2 separate regions of the Homo sapiens genome follow, and region 1 is linked to region 2. A link is a loop called in an ENCODE intact Hi-C map of the cell type or tissue named here. Cell type or tissue: sigmoid colon. All regions are shown on one strand. Region 1 overlaps EIF4G3 (eukaryotic translation initiation factor 4 gamma 3). Region 2 holds the start of EIF4G3 (eukaryotic translation initiation factor 4 gamma 3).

Region 1 (2,500 bases), 150 kb after region 2:
TCGTAGATGTGATGGCGGCCGGGAAGAGGCGCTCCTCACTTCCTAGATGGGATGGCGGCCGGGCGGAGACGCTCCTCACTTTCCAGACTGGGCAGCCAGGCAGAGGGGCTCCTCACATCCCAGACGATGGGCGGCCAGGCAGAGACACTCCTCACTTCCCAGACGGGGTGGCGGCTGGGCAGAGGCTGCAATCTCGGCACTTTGGGAGGCCAAGGCAGACGGCTGGGAGGTGTAGGTTGTAGCGAGCCGAGATCACGCCACTGCACTCCAGCCTGGGCACCATTGAGCACTGAGTGAACAAGACTCCGTCTGCCATCCCGGCACCTCGGGAGGCCGAGGCTGGCGGATCACTCGCGGTTAGGGGCTGGAGACTGGCCCGGCCAACACAGCGAAACCCTGTCTCCACCAAAACCAGTCAGGCATGGCGGCGCGTGCCTGCAATCGCAGGCACTCGGCAGGCTGAGGCAGGAGAATCAGGCAGGGAGGTTGCAGTGAGCCGAGATGGCAGCAGTACAGTCCAGCTTTGGCTCCGCATGAGAGGGAGACGTGGAAAGAGAGGGAGACCGTGGGGAGAGGGAGAGGGAGGGGGAGGGGGGGAGGGGGAGGGGAGGGGGAGGGAGAGGGAGAGCCCTTACACCACTTTCTATGTCATTTTTACTGTTGTTAGGTAAATTGTAAATCCCTGTGCATAGGAATCGTGTCTTTTTCAACTTGATTTCCATGACTTAGAATTGCTACTGCAAACAAAAAAGAAAAACTCACAAACTTGTTAGATTGCTACATCTGAAGTCAAGTATAGTTTGAGAGTTTTTTTCATTCTAATGTGAGTAAAAGTTTTTGCGTGCCTAATGTTTTTAACTGAGGGTACTACTAATTAGCATCCTCGAAGGAAAGAAAACTGAAAGTGATTTTGCTTTAAAGCTTGTTATTCATAGTAAAAGAACATTTACCATGTAATTCAGGGAAGCTTTAGAAAGAAAACCTAGGGGATCTGTTGGCCATATCAAAAAAGTACAAGCTACATGGACAGTGAGGTGATACTGTAATACTTCCACCTGTAGGTCAACTGGAGAGACTTGGTTTTTTCCAAATAGACCTAGCTTAATTGTGATGACGCATGCCAACCTAATTAACCTCCTAATGTTACTTGTCTTTGTTTTTGTATTGTCAGGAACTTGGTGTGTGGGTTGGGAATATTAGAACATAATAGAACTATGTGATGTCTAAATTGAGCTTTAACACAAACTGGTTGGTGTTATTGAGGGAAAGTATAACTTATTAGTGGGAATGGGAAAAGAAGCCTGATGTTGTGGTGAGGTAGAAATTTCCACTGTGTTACTGTGAACAGGAAGTAAAGGGCTAATGGTCGGTGACTCAGCTGTTTTCTGAACCTGTCTCATATGATTCAGTGTGCATGATGTCTGTTTATTCTCGACAGAGTAAGTACTACGGGAGTCACATTACACAGGCAGACATAATGTTTATTTAACCAACTCAGTGATGACCTAAAAATAACTTGTGGGGTTTTTGTACTACATTTAGCATAATCAGATAGAAAAATCATAATGGACACCCATCATTGAGTGCTTTCCCTTATAAATAACTGGATATATAGTCAGCCAGTACTATTTCATTTCTTACATTGTTAAGGTGCAATCTTTGGTATTTAAATGAAAGGTAGCAAAAGAAGATAGCCTTTAAATTATCCATAAAATAATTCTGTACCATTTTAGATTATACTTTGGACAGATATGCATTTTCGGTGCTTAGTGCCATCGTTGAGGTATTTTTGCACCAAAATTTTCATATAGGAACCTTTTTGTGAGGCTATAGCAAATGTTGTTTTGAAATAGAAATTTACGTATTTGCTGGATTTTATGTTAATATTAAATTATAGTAGCAATAGTTTTACTTTGATTTTCTTGATTTATTCATCTTGTACTGAAGGTTTGTGCCTACCATGTACTGTAATTGAGTCTTAAATATGTCAGAGCCGGGCACGGTGGTTCATGGCTGTAATCCCAGCACTTTGGGAGGCTGAGGCAAGTGGATCACCTGAGTTCAGGAGTTCGAGACCAGCCTGCCCAACATGGTGAAATCCTGTCTCTACTAAAAATACAAAAATTAGCCAGGCATTGTGCTGCGCGCCTGTAGTCCCAGCTACTTGGAAGGCTGAGGTAGGAGAATCGCTTGAACCCAGGAGGCAGAGGTTGCAGTGAGCCGAGATTGCACCCCTGCACTCCAGCCTGGATGACAGAGCAAGACTCTGTCTCCACATAAAGAAAAAAAAAGAAAGAAAGAATCTTAAGTATGTCAGAGTATGGTTACTGTTATGCTGTATACCTGTTACATGCTTGGCTTTGAAGGAGAGAGCACTTGGAAGCCTGAGCTTACATAATAATCATAATCTGCTCATTGTCTGAGAAATTGTGAGTTGTTATGGTTTATTCTTTTTGACATTTGAGTATTCTTGCTCTCAGAGGTGCAGCATTTGTAGCAT
Region 2 (2,500 bases):
TGCAATGGCACTCTCTCAGCTCACTGCAACCTCCGCCTCCTGGGTTCAAGTGATTCTCCCGCCTCAGCCTCCCGAGTAGCTGGTGCCTGCCACCACGCCTGGCTAATTTTTGTATTTTTAGTAGAGACGAGGTTTCATCATGTTGGCAAGGCTGGTCTTGAACTCCTGACCTCAAGTGATCCACCGGCCTTGGCCTCCCAAAGTGCTGGGATTACAGGCGTGAGCCACCGCGCCCGGCCGATGCCTGCCATTCTTTCCCACTCAATGCCACTGTGCTTAGGACAAGGCACCTGCTAAGGAGTGGGGTGTGCGGGGTTGGGGGTGGGAGTGATCTTGGCAGGTCTAGCTGGGAAGAAAATCCTTATCAACAAATGTCACCCAGCATAGGACATTGGGGAGCTGATCACTGGCTGCTGGTCAAAGGGCGCTCCAGTCCTGGGGAAGGCCTAGGTTTGAATCCATCCACAGAGCTCAGTTAAGGCTGCTGATTAGATATGGCGGCTCAGGTCATGTCCCCAGCCAATATGGGAGGCGGCAAGGTTCATCCAGATGAAGGTGGCATTTAGATTTAGGCTCTGTCCTTTCCCGATAGGGTGACCTTGGGCTAGTCACTTTTCCTCTGTGTCCTCTGGAAATGGGGCTCCTCATTCACCTCTCAGAGCGTCTGAGGAAGTGTCGACACAATGGGTGTGAAATGCGTGGGTTACAGGCCGGCGGGTGGCATTGGTTACGCGAAGTCCCCGCGGGGGGTCCCTATCCAACGGGTTCCATTCCGGTTAAGCGGTTCCTTCTCCAGGGGTTTTTCGCCTCGCCGCTGCCTCTCCGCCCCTGCGAGCGGGGCTCAGCGAACAGCCGACTCCGGGGCCATTACCATTGTTCTTCGAGGCTGGGCCGCAGGGGAGGACTCTCGCAAGCCAGACCTCGCCTTTGGTCTTTCCCTCCGCCCCGCACCCGCGCCGCTGTAAGCCAGCGAAGCCTCCCTCGCCGATCTTTGCCGAGGAAGCGAGTTAGCCCCTGAGCCCTCCCGAACGGCGGCCGAGGACGCACCCGAGCGTCTCCGAAGAATCCCGACCCCTAGCAGTCTCCGGAAAGAGCCGAAGAGGCTTCCCACCCTCGGTTTCCCGAGCCATTCCGAAAAAGTCCGAAGTTTTCCGAGCAGCCGTCCTGCCGGACTGCTGGAGGCGGCCACAGCGCCATGTTGGATGCTCTGCTCGTTGAGTGAAGAAAATCCACCGGCATCGCCTGAGCCCCGCTACCGAGAAGGGCGCCGCTTCCTCCGGGGAGGGGGATAAAGATCCCCCGCCGCCGGCCCATGAGGATATTGCCGTGAAAGGTCCGGTCTCTCCGCCTCCTGCCCCCGCCGGGTCCGGCCCCCCCCCTGGGGTCGCGTTGTCACGGAGACCGGCAGCCGGTGGTGCTGGCCCGCGGGGCGGCTGCTGCTGCCGGCGGCGGCGGCGGCGGAGGCGGCGGCGGCGGCGGCGGCGGCGTCGGGCGTGTGTGACCGGCCCCGGCCCCCTCCTCCTCCTCCCCCCAGGCTCCCCCCAGCCCCCCGCTCCCGCCGCCTCCCCGGGTCTGCCCCCATCCCGCCCCCCCGCTGCCCCCGGCCCCTGCACCCCGGCGCGCCCGGTCCCGCTCTGGGGGGGTTGGTGGCTTCGCTTTGCCATGAGTTTACCGCAGAAACCGGCTCTGAAATCAGGCACAGCGACTGCAGCAGGAACCGGACCCGGCACCGGAGCGGCGGCGGCGGCGGCAGCAGCGGTACCGCCTCCTCACCCGGCGGCGGCAGCAGCGGCGGCGGCGGCGGCGGCGGCGGCGGCGGCGGCAGCGGTCCCCCCTCCTCACCCGAACATCAGGGCCCTCCAGACTCAGGCGCCCCAACAGTATCCTTTTCACCTTCCTGTCGGCCCTTCGGTTCTCGTCGTCGCAGTCCAGGGGGACCCCGCAGCCCAGGGGACCCTCCTGCCGGCCGCCACAGCCCAGCCAGGAAAGGGACAGCGGCTCAAGCCCCTGCATCGGGCTTGGGCGGAGCTTTTGGGGTGCCCCGGCAGCAGCACTGCGGGGGGACCCCCAGACCCTCTGCAATACTGTGAAAGCTAGCCCCACTTGGCCATGCTTCTGCAGCCCCTTCCTTTTAGAGCTTGGGGTCCCTTCTCCCCTCCTCCCCTAAGGTACCCTCCCCCCCTTTATTGGGCAGAATTTGCTTGGTGCCTGGGACCAACCCTGCAGGGAAGGCTTTTCTCTGGTTGTTGTGAGGATTACACCCTCCTGCTCTTCACCTCCCCTCGGCTCCCCCTACAGCGGGACACAGTGGGCTTCCATAATTATTATTAGTACATAATAAACTTTATCGGTAAATTTCTTGTTTGAAACCAATCAGCTCGTTTCCGAGGTATGTTGGATTTTCAGTCTAAGGTGAAAATGTACAGAAAGCAGTTCCTCTGGATAATTTTTTTTAGTAATGGGAGAGTTGTGATGTGGTTTGTGGTAGAGATCTGAGGAG

Evidence for each region. Hi-C counts contacts between places; a loop is a spot of excess contacts. Peaks named below come from ENCODE experiments on the same cell type or tissue, not always from the same donor. Only the 100,000 strongest peaks of a DNase experiment are listed, where the experiment ranks them.
Region 1: a loop joins it to region 2, with 2.4 times the contacts of the local background. A loop is called at or near these places in 8 of 110 quality-filtered maps.

The regions. Positions count from the first base shown.
Region 1 is chr1:21,021,347-21,023,846 of GRCh38, reverse strand. The region is part of intron 4 of EIF4G3 (eukaryotic translation initiation factor 4 gamma 3); the gene reads left to right. Among named protein-coding and RNA genes, the nearest start is that of MIR1256, 34 kb to the right of the region's middle. RefSeq lists a silencer at 937-1,231, a cis regulatory region at 1,370-1,380 and an enhancer at 1,303-1,447. In sigmoid colon, no CTCF peak of the experiment used is centred here; a DNase peak (open chromatin) is centred at 1,376; H3K4me3 peaks cover 663 bases; H3K27ac peaks cover 275 bases.
Region 2 is chr1:21,175,555-21,178,054 of GRCh38, reverse strand. EIF4G3 (eukaryotic translation initiation factor 4 gamma 3) reads left to right here and starts at 1,158. Exons shown (of 37, transcript NM_001391906.1): 1 at 1,158-1,333; 2 at 1,697-1,880. RefSeq lists an enhancer at 1,194-1,243. In sigmoid colon, no CTCF peak of the experiment used is centred here; DNase peaks (open chromatin) are centred at 1,074, 1,754 and 2,208; H3K4me3 peaks cover 2,030 bases; H3K27ac peaks cover 1,382 bases.